Linked DNA regions of Homo sapiens: region 2 is linked to region 1. A link is a loop called in an ENCODE intact Hi-C map of the cell type or tissue named here. Cell type or tissue: spleen. All regions are shown on one strand. Links, peaks and the distances in the headings refer to the core of each region. The heading gives the core; the rest is flanking DNA.

Region 1 (7,468 bases), core at 2,880-5,379:
AGGGTCTTTCTGCAACAGTTGCTGAGACTTATGTCTTATGAAACTAACAGAGCTCCGGTGGTCACAAAGATTAGCCAAGGAGACCTTCTCTGACACCTCCTTCAGAGACCTAGACACCACTAAGTCAGTCTAAGATCGATGCCTTCCCTGGTCAGGCGTGGTGTCTCATGCCTGTAATCCCAGCACTTTGAGAGGCCAAGGTGGGCAGATCACCTGAGGTCAGGAGTTCAAGACCAGCCTGGTCAACATGATGAAACCCCGTCTCTACTACATGGCACATGTATACATATGTAACAAACCTGCACATTGTGCACATGTACCCTAAAACTTAAAATATAATAATAATAAAATTTAAAAAAAAATTAGCCGGGCATGGTGGTGGGTGCCTGTAATCTCAGCTACTTGGAAGGCTGAGGCAGGAGAATCGCTTGAACCCGGGAGGCAGAGGTTGCAGTGAGCTGAGATCACATCACTGCATTCCAGCCTGGGTGACACAGAAAAAAAAAAAAGATGGATGCCTTCCCTGTAACGTGCATCATAGTTGATGTCTGACTGCCCTCTTTGACTATATGCTCCTTGAGAGCAGTGACTGGGTCTGTCTTATTTATTGCCATACTTCCACTGTTGTAACTTCAACATCCAATACTCAATGAATATGTTGAACAAATGAATAAACAAGTAAATGAATGAATGAATGAATGAATGTGCTCACGCATTACATCTCCTGTTGCAGCCTTCCTTTCCTGCCATGAAGATCTTCACTCAACCACCCACAAATTCCTTGAGACCACAGGAAGAAAATCAAAAGAATCTCAAAAGCTCTAATTGGCAAATGAAAACAACAGCTAAATTAAATGTCAAGTCTAACAGGATGAGGAGCTCTCAACAGACAGTTCTCAATTAATTCAAGGAGCCCCTGGGTGTGATACCCCATGCTTTCTCCCCAGCTGCAACAGGAGGATGCCCAGCGCCAACTGCAGAGCTGATGCCCGGCTAACCTGGATGGCTGCTCGGGAGCAGCCACTAGGGAAGCCCCACACAGTAGCCAGATTGTGCACATTTTCAAGAGAAGCTGGAAATTGTTGATGGTTTCTAAATGTCAGCCCCGAAGTCAATATTGGAAAATAAAACCCCGGTAGACAGCTGGTTAGCTTTCTCTAGGGTAAATCACAGTGAGAGAAACAGCTGAGCAGGGAAGGATCAAGCTCCAGAGAACAGAGTCAGGGGGCTCTGCCATTCATTGACTGCGTACCTTCAAGCAAGTAGATCAAACACTCTGTGTCTCCGTAAAACAGGGAGGATAATGGCACCTCATTGGGGTGGCATGATGATTAAACGCAATAATGCATGGAGAATGCTCTAGGAAGCACCCTGCATGTGGGAAGCAATGAATAAATGCCCCTCTCAGTACAGGTTGACTGGGGACCAAGTGTTTCAGCCTCACCCAACCACACTGTGATTCTAAACCCACGGCACTCACTCCTAAACCTGCCAATTCAGGCGGCATGGTATCCAAACACTCCCATAGCTCCTGAGCCAGCTTCCCTCCATCATCCAGATTCGTGTACAGTGCATTTCCATGGCAATAACCTGTTCCACAAAAGGTACAGTAAATATTTACTATTTTTTCACACATTTCAGATTATTTGGGTCTAACAATCTAACTGGCACTCTCTACTGCTTTAGAAAATGGCAATGAGAAGCCAAGCCTCCAAGAACAAAACAGAAGTGCCTTCAGCAACAGGGACACCAGGGAACCACGTGGACAACCAAGAACAGCATGTGGCCACAGATAAAGAGATTTCAGGAAGCTCCGCTCACAAGAGCGCCTCTGGGAGCTATTTAACCCCCTCCAGTCGCCCCACCCTCCCAGAAACAAATGCAATACATTGCAACGATTCTAAACACCCCCTCATCTCTTTTAACTCTCTCTCTATGCAGCCCCCAGCACCCACACACATACACAGGTCCTCTGAGAGATTTTTTAAAGCCTTGTTCACACATACGCAGAATATGCAGCACTAAGAGTTTTAACTGCTAAACCCCTGACGTGCGTGCACATACACACACAGAGTTTGATAATCAGCAGAGCTTCACTGTGCCTGCTCAAAGAGGCGGAGGCTCTCTTGGAATGAGGGGGGCTTCTCTGCTCAGGGCTTTTGAAATGTCAGCTGAGCCACGGAAGAGCTTGTGATTCACTCCCTGACTCACTCCCATCTCTGCAGCAGACCCCATCTCTGCAGGGAGGGCAGGACAGGGCTTTTTCATTCATTCCCTCATTCAGTCACAAGACCTGTTTTATACCACGTTTACACACAAAAAAAACTCATTCAGGCACAAAACTCTGTGCCCAGCTTTGCACTAGTCCCTAGAGAGACAGAGAAGAATAAAGTACAGCCCCTGCCCTCAAGTTTCTCACAGTCTGACAGCCAGGGAGACAAACAGGTCACCACCAATCAATGTGATATATCAAGGAGTATATACAAGGTACCTATATCTATTTAGAAGACTGACACATTTGACTGTGGAAGTGTGACGTTCCTGTATTACAAAAGATTTCATAAACCAAAAGAAAAGACATAGGACAGACCAAGGGGATTTATTTTTAGACTAAATCACGGATTGGCATCTAGAATATATAAAGAGTTACTATCAATTAATTAAAAAAAAAAAGACAGGGGACCAGGTGCAGTGGCTCATGCCTGTAATCTCAGCACCTTGGGAGGCTAAGTTGGGAGGATGAGTTGATCCCAGGAGTTTAAGACCAGCCTGGGCAACATGGCAAAACCCTGTCTCTACAAAAAAAAAAAAAAAAAAAGCCTGGCATAGTGGTGTGTGCCTGTAGTCCCATTTACTAGGGAGGCTAAGGTGGGAAGATCACTGGAGTTGAGGTTACAGTGAGCTGTGATCTGGACACTGTACCCCAGCCTGGGTGACAGAGGAAGACCCTGTCTCAAATAAAAAAGCCACTAGAAAAATTGACAAAGTAATACGAAGAGGGAATTCCCAGAGAAAAAAATACAAGTGCCCAAAAAGCGTATGCCTAATCTCATGAATATCTGGGAAATGCAAATTAATACAAGATATTTTATCCATTAGATTGGCAAAAATGGAAAAGACTGATAACTCCCAGTATTGGCAACCACGTGGGCTGAAAGAATGATGGAAGAACGCAGGTCTAGTAGAGCACCCTGGATGCAAGGGAATGGGCATTCGATTGCTCTCATTATTCATCTTTCCTCCCACGTGCTTTGCACATGACAGTCACTCAGCAACCCTCTGCAGAACTGAGTCAAACAGGAAAAGTAATGCCGCATATCTGAGCTGCAGAGTGTTCTTATATTCAAACACCCATCCCTATGGCTCCTCTGGGATACTGGAGATGACTGCCGGCAGGATAACAGGTGTGGGAGCCAGGGACAAGGCGGGAAGAGGGCTTGCTACTCAGGGAATAGAGTACCCCATTGATGCTGGTCACTCTTCCTTTCCTACCAGGGATGCTCAGGCATTCCACTCCTTCACAGACAGCAACCTTGCCCTGAGAAAAGAAAGGCTTATGTGTGATTATTCACTATGGAAAATAAGGAGGAAACAGATCAGGAGAAACAGGAAAAATAAAGTTTCACTTGCTAAAGTGAAACTGCAAAGAGGCACCAGCCTGAAAGGCAAAACCAAGGCCTAGATAGACAAGACAGCAGCAGGCCCAAAATGCCCACTGATGCCAGGAGGCCCCTCTGTTCTACCCAATAATGGAAACAGCCAACACGTGGGTTTACTCTGTGCCAGGCACTAAGACCTCAGGTACCTTATCCCTACAGACCTCAGCCTATTTTAAAAGGAACTCAGAGAGGTTAATCAACTTGTCTGAGGCCACACAGCTTGTCCACGGCAGTACTGGGGTTTGAACTTAGGTCTGTCTGACTCCAGAACCCCGTGCTCTTACCCATACTGCTTAGCTTTTAGCTGGCCCAGTCCTGGGAAGTCAGCCCTCCAGGAGGAAGCCCTGCCTGACAATGGGTTGGGACTAGAAGGAGATTTATGTCCCCCATTCTGAGGAAAAGCAGGAGCACCAGTTGGGGAGTGGGAGGACCCAGTGGGACAGACAGCTAAGAAGAGAGTCACTATTACCATTCAGGGACACACAGAGTCTGGAACCTAGGTTACTTCCAGGCTTAAGGGAGTGTGGGTGTACCCACCCTCCACCCCACCCACATCTGGTGCCGCTAGAGGGATCAACAGAAAAAAAAAAAAAAAAAAAAAAAAAATTCAAATCATAGGGGCCAATGCTGCTGTTGGCAGAAGCAGGAGGAAGTGGGCCACTGGGGAGGCCACATCCGCCCCACGGCGAGGCTCCTTCGGTTAGCATGGGCAGCAGCAATGCAAGGAGAGGGAAGGAGGTGGTCTCTGGGCCCAGGTGAGGGAGAAAGGAGAGGCTCTGGGTGTCATCCCAGCCTGAGGCACAGGGAAGAGGTGTGGGTGGCTGGACCCAAGTGGCTCTGGCACTCCTAGATCTCACAGAGATCCCAGCCTACCTGTGAGACCTCAGGCAATTAATTTAAGCTCTCTTGCCTCAGTGTCTTCATCTGTAAAATGGGGATAAGAATGTTATCTTCCTAGTACTGGGTGGAACTACCACCACCTCAACAACTGGTACCTGCCTGGCTTCATGCCTACTGGACTACCCCACTGCCACTAAATTGGAAACTCTATGACAGCTTGTCTGGCTAGTTCACTGCTGTATCTCCAGCACTTAGAACTGTAAGTGGCACCGAGCAAACACCCAATAAATATTGGTTGAATTGTTAACAATAGGTGCTCAAAAATATTTGTTGAAGAAAAATAAAGGAGACAAAGAATAAAACGATAGAAGGTAGAGAAAAAAGAGGGGCAGAACGGAGGAAGTTGGACCCCCAGGAAAGTTCCAAGACCATGAGAATCAACTGAGGTTGGCCAGTTAGCCAACCTGCTTCTCCAAAGAGCTCTGCCCAAGATAGTACTATGTTGTCAGAGTTAATAGAACCAAGCACTGCTTATCACTAGGTGACTGGGCTCGTGTTTTAACCAGTTTCTGAGCTTGAGGCAAGGTCTCCTTTCTCTTCCTTATCTAAGGAGGCCCCAGGGGCTGGCCCTTTCTTTCATTCGTTCTTTCTTTTGTCCATTCGTTCGTTCTTTCTTTCTTTTGTTTGTTCGTTCTTTCTTTTCTTTCTTTCTCTGGGTTACAATCTCATTCTCTGTCCCTGGCATCCACCTACAGACTCCGGAAGAGTGTAAACATTCTAGTGTTCACCTGTGGTCTCACACAGTGCAACCTCTGGGCCAAAGCCAAGTGTTTACGCCTGAATCACTGTCACTAGAACGGTTGCCTCTGATTACCACTCCTCGAAAAATTATGCGTTGTCAGTAAAAAACCAACAGGCGTGCCCAGCCCAGGTGTAGATCTCATGAAACCCTGTACTACTGACAAGTGATTTGCAAGGACCTTTCCACACCCACAAATCTCTGACAGGAGATGCATGGTGGTTAAGAATGTGTGCTTTGGAACCAGAGGATCTGGACTCAAATCCTGGGCCTCCACTTATCGACAGTGGAACCTTGAGCAAGTTAGTTCATCTCTTCTTGACTCAGTTTCTTCAGTTACAAGAAGAGGATAATAACACCTACCTCACTAGGTTACTGTGAGAATTCAAGGAGGGCCAGGCACGGTGGCTCACACCTGTAATCCCAGCACTTTGGGAGGCCAAGGCAGGTGGATCACTTGAGGTCAGGAGTTTGAGACCAGCCTGGCCAACATGGTGAACCTTATTAGTCTCTACTAAAAATACAAAAATTAGCCAGGCATGGTGCTGTGTGCCTGTAATCCCAGCTACCTGGGAGGCTGCGGCATGAGACTCGCTTGAACCCTGGAGGTGGAGGTTGCAGTGAGCCAAGATCGCACCACTGCACTCCAGCCTGGGCAACAGAGCAAGACTCCATCTCAAAAATTAAAAAAAGAATTCAATGAGATAACACACATAAAGTGTTGTAAGCAGTCAAGATTCTTATTTATAAACATGGAAGCCCACTCTAACCAGTTTAACCAGGAAAGACAAGCTTTGGGAGGCCCTGAGAATCCAATTAGGACACATTTAGAAAGCCAGAAGAAACATCTTGACCACAGTACAGAACCCGCTGCCACCACTCCAGAGTCCAGACCAGGCAATCTGCACTACAGATGCTGTGAATATTCAACATTCACAAGGGACAGATCTTGCTAGAAGCCCCACCATAGCTGACTCTGCAGTCTGGACATACTTAACACCTCCCCCTCCAGAACAGATCAAACACAGTGTCTGCTGCTTCTAGCCACCAATTCAGAGTCCAGCAAGGACTCACCTGATTGACAGATCCTAGGTCACATGTCTGTGCTCTAGCTGCAAGGGAGGTTGGGCGAGTGGGTTTCTGAGTTGTGCATTAAAGAGACATGGGTTTATGAGGTGGCGAATTCACAAATATTAAAAAAAAAAAAAAAAAAAGCGGCTCCAGAGTGTGTGGCCAGAAAGAATGACAAGTGTCTCCCATTAGCTCTTGGCACAGTGCCTGGCTCATATGTGCCCAATGAGTAGCCATTCCCTGGAGATGTCGTTTAGGCCCCAAAGCAAGAAGATTCCTGTGCCCCAATCATTCTTCATCTCTCTGGGCCACCCTGTTACTATTCCAAAAGGTTTGGATTGAACCCTTACCTTTACTCCTCCTAACTCTTGTCCTGACTATATGCATCTATGTATCTCTGAAGACCCCCACTGGAGCCCAGAAATAAAGGCAAGTACTGCTTATGGCCTGGCAGGAAAATGCACCAACCAGCTGGTATCACAGATTCACAGAACTTCAGAATGCCTAAACTAGAAAGTGACTCTCTCCTACTGTCTTGTTTTGCAAATCAAGAAATTGAATCTAAAAAGGGGAAAGGACATGACAAAGATTGCCCAGCAAAGTCCTGGCAGAACCAAAACTAAGATCAAGGAGAATGAGGAGAGGAGCCCAGGTCCCAGATCTTCCGCAGCAAACTAATATTGCACTGAGCAAGATGCCTTTAGCAGGGCTGAGCAGCTGCTCCAAAGGAACCAGTGCAGAACAAGGATGCTGTCTCGAGAAGAGCAGTCTTAGAGGTCATGGGAACAGGCAGCAGAGTAAGTTGAAGCTGCAGGACCCCAAAATGCTATGTCAGGATCCCTTAGCCCCTTGCTACTCAAAGTGTGATCCATGGGCTGGGCATGGTGGCTCACGCCTGTAATGCCAGCGCTTTGGGAGGCCAAGGCAGGTGGATCGTTTGAGATCAGAAGTTCGAGACCAGCCTGGCCAACATGGTAAAACCCCGTCTCTACTAAAAATACAAAAATTAGCCAGCAGTGGTTGCATATGCCTGTAATCCCAGCTACTTGGGAGGCTAAGGCAAGAGAATCGCTTAAGCCTAGAAGGTGGAGGTTGCAGT
Region 2 (7,468 bases), core at 2,534-5,033, 130 kb after region 1:
ATTAATGTCTTATAATGGGAGGGGAACTGGTGGCTTTATGTGAAGAGGAAGAGAGATCTGAACAAGTACATTAGTATGGTCAGCCCCCTCACCATATAATACCCTGAGCTACCTCTGCAATCTTCAGAGAGTCCTCACCAACAAGAAGGCTCTCACCAGATGTGGCCCCTCAACCTTAGACTTCTCAGCCTTCATAACTGTAAGAAATAAATTCCTTTTCTTTATATTACCCAGGTTCAGGTATTCTGTTATAAGCAACAGAAAATGGACTAATACATATGAGGTACCTAGAGTAGTCAAAATCATAGGGACAGAAAGTAGAATGGTGGTTGCTGGGGGCTGGGAGCAGGAAGAAATGGAGCATTATTGTTTAATGGGTATAGCTTTGGCTTTGCAAGACGAAAAGAGTTCCGGAGATGGATGGTGGTGATGGTGGCACAACAACATGAATGCACTTAACATCACTGGACTACACTTAAAAATAGCTAAGATGGGCCGGGCACGGTGGCTCACACCTGTAATCCCAGCACTTGGGAGGCCAAGGCAGGCAGATCACTTGAGGTCAGGAATTCGTGACCAGCCTGGCCAACATGGTATAACCCCATCTCTACTAAAAATACAAAAATTAGATAGGTATGCTGGCATGTGCCTGTAATCCTAGCTACTCGGGAGGCTGAGGCAGAAGAATCATTTGAACCTGGGAGGCGGAGGTTACAGTGAGCCAAGTTTGAGCCACTGCACTCCAGTGGCTCGAGATGGAGCCACTCACCCAGGCTGGAGTGCAGTAGTGCGATCTCAGCTCACTGCAACCTCCACCTCCAGGGTTCAAGCAGTCTCTTGTCTCAGCCTCCTGAGCAGCTGGAATTACAGGTGCTCACAACCATGCCCAGCTAATTTTTTGTATTTTTAGTAGAGACGGGGTTTCACCATGTTGGCCAGGCTAGTCTCAAACTCCTGACCTCGTGATCTGCCCGCCTCGGCTTCCCAAAGTGCTGGGATTACAGGCATGAGCCACTGTGCCCAGCAGATGGCTACCTTCTTTAAAATACTTTTTTGTTATAGTATAACATCTATGCAATAAGCTGTACATGCAACAGACTATGTTTTTTATATATGTATATACCCACATGACTTCCACCAGGTCAACATACAGAAAAGTTCTAGTTCCCCAGAAACTCTTCTGTACCTTTTCCCAGGAAATATTACCTCAAAAGGGAGCCACTGTCTGACTTTCATCATCATAGATTAGGTTTTGTTGCTGTTGTTGTTAGAATCTTTTAAATTGTGGTATAAATATATAACATAACATTTACCATCTTAGCCTTTTTAAGTTTGTAGTTCAGTGGTGTTATGTACATTCATATTGCTGTGCAACCAATCTGCAGAACTCTTTTCATCTTGCAAAACTGAAACTCTATACCCATTAAACAACTATCCATTTCCTCTGCCCCAAGCTCCTGGCAATCACCATTTTACTTTCTGTCTCTATGAATTTGACTACTCCAGGTACCTCGTAAAAGTAGACTCATACAGTGTTTGTCTTTCTGTAATTTCACTTAGCATAACGTCTTCAAGGTTCATTCATGTACCATTGTGTGTCAGCATTTCCTTCCTTTTTAAGGTTGAGATGGTAGATTAGTTTTCCCTGTTCTTGAGTTTCATATGAATAAAATCATACGGTTTCTGGATTCTTTCACTTGACATAATGTCAGTAAGATTCATCCATGCTTTTGTGTGTATCTGTGTTCGTTCTTTTGTATTGCTGTTCATGAATATATCACAGTGTACTTATCCATTAAATGTTGATAGTTACTTGGGTTATTTCCAGTTTAGGACTACTTTGGAAAACCCTACCATAAGCATCCTTGTACATGTCTTTTTGTGGACATACGTGCCTATTTCTCTTAGGAATACACCCAGAAGTAGAATTACTAAAATTTAAGTCCTTTAGACTGACTCTGAACAGTTGGATCTGTGATGCCACGTGGTCCTGTATCTACCCCACTCCCTGAGCTAAGTTCCCCTTCAGAAAGGAGGTTTTGTCTTCCTCTTCCCTTGAAGAGCCTCCAGTACCTAGGTGGGGTCTCAGAGTACAGCAACAAACAGGAACTTGAACAGGAAGTAATCGTGGGTAAAATGCTGCGTAATAATGAACACAGCACAATTGAACCCAGTATTCAGGTCAGGGAAAGTTCTTGTTTGGTTTACTAAATTCTAGAAAGGGAAACTGAAAAAAATGAAGGTACGAGGGCACAAACAAAGAGGTCAGACATCCAGACTGAAGCATCATTCCCATCACAGTCGTCTGGTCCTCCCAGCAGTAATAGTACAGTAATGGGGCTCAGATTCAAGGACAGACTTGTGATTCTAAAATTCCAGCTCCATAACCCTCTTCATTCAAGGAGGCAGGGGAGGAAAGTCAGAGGCCTGCTCATTAAGTATTAGAGAGGTGTTAAAAACCTATTAGCACCGATCTGGCACTTTCTCCTTGATGGTTTTAGAATAATTGAAAGCAAGTTAAATAAGGAAGGACTCTCATTGTGAGATTCAGTGGGACTTGATGCCACGTTAAAGTAATACTAAAAGCCATTGCAGGGACCCTATTTGGGAAGGAGGATGCTAAGGGGTGACTGAGTCCAAATAGGGAATGCGTTCTCTTTCTCTTTCCTCCCATGATGCTGTCTGGAAAGGAGGAACCGCAAATGCCTTCTGCATAGACAGCCTGAATTGGGCAGGCTAGACAGCTCTGCTTACCCTTCCCCACATGGTGTTCCTCAGCAGGGCCAGGACTAGAGTAAGGAGAGAAAGATGCTTGCCCTGAGTGCAAAATTAAAGGGATGCCAAAAAATCAGTAAGTAAGGCCAGGCGTGGTGGCTCATGCCTATAATCCCAGCACTTTGGGAGGCCAACATGGGTGGATAACTTGAGGTCAGCAGTTTGAGACCAGCCTGGCCAACATGGCGAAAGCCTGTCTCTACTAAAAATACAAAAATTAGCCAGGTGTGGTGGCATATGCCTGTCATCCCAGCTACTTGGGAGGCTGAGGCAAGAGAATCACTTGAACCCACGACGTGGAGGTTGCAGTGAGCTGAGATCATGCCACTGCACTCCAGCCTGGGCGACAGACTCCATCTCAAAAAGGAAAAAAAAAAATCAGTAAGCAAGATAAACAACATTTAATGCAATATTTAAAAACATCAAAACTAATGCAAAAAATCCCTGATGAGGGAAATATCAACTTTTAAAATAAATATAGGTTATGGTGGGCAGAATTAGGGTAAGGCCAAGTCATGTAAGTGCAGAGTAGCTCCACTAAGACGTTAAGATTAAATGAGCTAATGCATGTAACATGCTTAGAACAAGCCCTCAATGTGTTTTAATTATTAGCATTATCGTTACCATACTACTACTACTGCTACTACTACAGCTACTACTATTACTATTACTACTATTTTTGCTGTAGGAAAGAGATAGTTGTTTTATTACCAAGTGGAGTGGGGGTCTGCTGTTCCTGTCCTTGCCTGTAAGAAGTTTTTCCTGATTCCTAGGGTTTAAATTAGATGTTCCTTCCCTGTGATCCTCTGGCATCCTGAACTGGCCTGCACTTACACAGCATTGTGTTGTCTGTTTACTTGGCCATGGTCTTCATCAACTCAGGCCGCCAGAACAAAATATCACAGATTAGGTAGCTTGAACAACAGACATTTATTTCTCACAGTTCTGGAGGCTGGGAAGTCCAAGTTCAAGGTGCCACCTGATCCGGAGTCTGATGAGGGCTCCCTTCCCCTCTTGCAGGCAGCAACCTTCTCAGTTTATCTTCACAAGATGGAAAAAGAGAGTTCTGGCCTCTTCCTCTTCTTAGAATGACGTTAATCCCATCAGGAGGACCACGACCTCCCCTAAACCTGATTATCTCTCAAGGACCTCACCTCCAAATACCATCACACAGGCCTTAGGGCTTCAACACATGAATTTGGGGGAAACACAAATACTCAGTCCATCACATTCATCTCCCTGGGTAGCTTAGGACCTCTGTGAAGGCAGAGATAGTCCTATTTTGCTTACCAATTTATCCTTCCCTGGGCCAAACACAGTGCCTCACACATAATAGCTACTGGAACTATATTTATTCTCTTAGATCAGTGTGAATCAGTGTCCACACATCTCTCCTCTAACCTTCTTCACAAGGATGCAGTAAATTGGTTGGCGAGAGATGTGGAGTGGCAACCATTTACATACTTGTCAACTCTCTTATTTAGTCTGAAGTCATATAATAATAAAATTATCATTATTTCTTTCAGTGCTAACATTTATTGAGGACTTCATATGTGCTGAGCATTCTACTAACATTTTTCAATGTATCAACTCATTTAATCCTCATGGTAATCATATAGGTAGGTGATATCACTTTCCCCTTTTAAAGATGAAGAAACTGAGGCACAGAGGAGTCAAGTGTGTGCCCAAGGTCACTCAGTTACTAGCGTAGGACAGCTGTGCTCCATCCACCCCACTCTGACTCCCGAATCTATGCTCCTGAGTATCCAATGAGATGGGGCTCCCAGGCTAACAGAACCCTCCCGCCCACATCTGTGAAAAGATGCCAGCTCTATTACCCCTCCACCCCCAGGCAATCTTTACTTACTCCCTCCTACAACAAGAGATTGCCAACGGCGAGAACAGATGAGAAGGAGAAAATAGGTTCTGTCATTTCTCTAAGAGGCCACCTGATCCCTTCAGGTTGAAAAGAAATGTTTAATACAACATCTCTCTCTGTCCTGGAATTCTTTTCTATGCTTGGCTGGTCAGCTTAATCTTCAACTGGCCAAGCAGAATGCCCATCCATAATACTGCTTCCGGATGTAGTGTGACCTGGAGAGGGGAGGTTTCAACAAGCAACCACAGCGCCAAATGTAGAAAGCACAAACTACTCAGTTAAAGGGATACTTACCACACACTTTCTCTGCTTTTGTATTTTCATTGGTACATTCCAGGTTTGGGTGTTTTTTTTAAACAAATGTCAAGGTATAAACATAGTATGTTTTCTTCCACTGCCCTGGCCCTGAATTCTTTTTGTCTTTTCTTTTCTTTTCTTTTCTTTTCTTTTCTTTTCTTTTCTTTTCTTTTCTTTTCTTTTCTTTTCTTTTAGATAGGGTCTCACTCTGTCACCCAGGCTAAAGTGTGATTATGAGTCACTGCAGCTTCGACCTCCTGGGGTCAAGTGATCTTCGCACCTCAGCCTGCTGAATAGATGGGACTACAGGCACACACCACTACACCCTGGCTCATTTTTTCTTTTCTTTTTTGTTTTTTTGTTTTTGTTTTTTTTTTTTTTTTTGAGACCAAATCTCACTCTGTTGCCCAGGCTGGAGTGCAGCTCACTGCAACCTCTGCCTCCCAGGTTCAAGCGATTCTCCTGCCTCAGCCACCCGAGTAGCTGGGACTACAGGCGCATGCCACCAAGTTCGGCTAATTTTTCATATTTTTAGTAGAGATAGGGTTTCACCGTGTTAGCCAGGATGGTCTCCATCTCCTGACCTCATGATCCGTCCACCTCAGCCTCACAAAGTGCTGGGATTACAGGCTTGAGCCACTGCACCCAGCCCATTTTTTCTATTTTTTGTAGAGACAGGTTCTCATTTTGTTGCCCAAGCTGGTCACAAACTCTTGGGCTCAAGCCATTCTCCCACCTTGGGCTCCCAAAGTGCCAGGACTGCAGACATGAGCCACCATGCCTGGCCTGCCCTCAATTCTTTAGACAATTGGATAGAATAGAATTACTTAATATTTGAATTCACTTTAAAATATGACGTTTTACTTGCATTCATTTTTAGAACAGTTAATGTGTTCATTTTTTAAGAGCTAAAATAATATAAAAAGGTTTTCATGGAGAGGAGCATCTCCCGTCCTAGCCTTTCTCTTCACCCCCTAGAGGTAATCATATTTATTAGTTTATCGTTTCTTATTCTTCTTTCCATACTTCCTTTATTAAATTTACTTATTTAAATATTTTTAAAAATCAATGCTGCATATATTCTGATATATTCTTCCTTTCCTCTTTTCTTACAGAAAAAAAAGTATCTCACTATGTAAAATATTCTGCACTTTATTTTTTCACGTAACAATCTTTCTGGGTTGGGTGCAGTGGCTCACACCTGTAATCCCAACACTTCGGGAGGCTGAGGTGGGAGGATTGCTTAAGCTCAGGAGTTCAAGACCAGCCTTAGCAACATAGTGAGACCCTGTCACTATTAAAAAAAAAAAAAAAGTTAAAATTAGCTGGGTGTGGTGGCATACGCCTATAGTCCTGGCTATTCAGGAGGCTGAGGTGGGAGAATCACTTGAGCCCGGGAGTTTGAGGCTGCAGTGAGTTATGATTGCACCACTGCACTCCAACCTGGGCAACAGAGTGAGACCCTGTCTCTACAAATCAAATAAAATAAACAAAAGAAAAACAAAAAACTCACAACTTTTCTGGAGTTCTTTCTGTATCAGAACATAGAGAACTTCATCAATCATTACAGCTGTATCATATTCTGTATAACTGTTAGTTTAACCAGTCCCTCATCAGTAAAAACTTGGGTCATCTCCAAACTTTTGCTATTGCAAATGATGCTACAACAAATGACCTTGGACATACATCATCTCCTCCCCACAGCAGTGCAACTGTCGAATAAATTCCCAGAACTAGGGATTGCTAGGTCAAAGGGTAAGTGCATTTTCAAGGCTGATAGATGTCCCCAGCTTGCCCTCCACAGAGGCTATGGCCTTCTGTACTCATCCTACTCATGATGACAATGCCAGTTTCCCCCACAGCGGTACGCACAACATTGTCATGCTTTTCTATTTTGGCCAAGCTGATAAGTGATAAATAGTCTCTTGGTGGAATTTTAATTTTCATTTATCTTATTATGAATGAGGTTGAGCATCTCTTCATAAGAATGGCACATTAAAAACACTTTTATTGTGAGTGACAGAAGCTCTTTAGGGCTAACTCAAGCAAATGAAGGGGAAATTACTACAAGAATTAAGAGGTGTCTCATGCCGCCAAGAGCAGCAATCCAGCGAGGCCCCCAGATCTAGAAAACAAAAAATGTGAATTGGATTGATCTCTCTCTCCTCTCCTCTCATCTACTTTTCTCTTTCCAAATTGGGAAATACCTCCTTCCTGAGTGTAGGAGTGTGTGTGCCTCCCCACATCCCCCCAGTGTACCTGACACAATCTCCATCCCCCGCACATGCTCTCACATAGTCTCAATTCCAAATTCCCAGAGAGAGACTCTAATTGATTAATCTTTCTTCCACAGTGCATCCCTAGTCCAATTTGCCATAGTGGGAGGTGGGAGAACGATAAGAATCAGAAAATACAATTGCTTCCCCCCGATAATGCAATGCCAATAGGAAACCAAGGGTCCCTTCACTGACCATCCCTTCTCCCAGTGTGATTCTCCCAAAAAGATAGAGGGCTCCT

What was found. A loop is a pair of places that touch in the nucleus more often than their neighbours do. Peaks named below come from ENCODE experiments on the same cell type or tissue, not always from the same donor. Only the 100,000 strongest peaks of a DNase experiment are listed, where the experiment ranks them.
Region 2: a loop joins it to region 1, with 2.3 times the contacts of the local background. A loop is called at or near these places in 13 of 110 quality-filtered maps.

The regions. Positions count from the first base shown.
Region 1 is chr16:23,946,930-23,954,397 of GRCh38, reverse strand. All of the region lies in intron 2 of PRKCB (protein kinase C beta), which reads right to left. Among named protein-coding and RNA genes, the nearest start is that of PRKCB, 110 kb to the right of the region's middle. In spleen, for the core only: no CTCF peak of the experiment used is centred there; DNase peaks (open chromatin) are centred at 4,337 and 5,350; H3K4me3 peaks cover 1,103 bases; H3K27ac peaks cover 2,371 bases.
Region 2 is chr16:23,821,377-23,828,844 of GRCh38, reverse strand. No RefSeq gene overlaps it. Among named protein-coding and RNA genes, the nearest start is that of PRKCB, 11 kb to the left of the region's middle. RefSeq lists enhancers at 2,106-2,205, 2,236-2,375 and cis regulatory regions at 1,916-2,288, 6,472-6,975. In spleen, for the core only: no CTCF peak of the experiment used is centred there; no DNase peak of the experiment used is centred there; H3K4me3 peaks cover 365 bases; H3K27ac peaks cover 609 bases.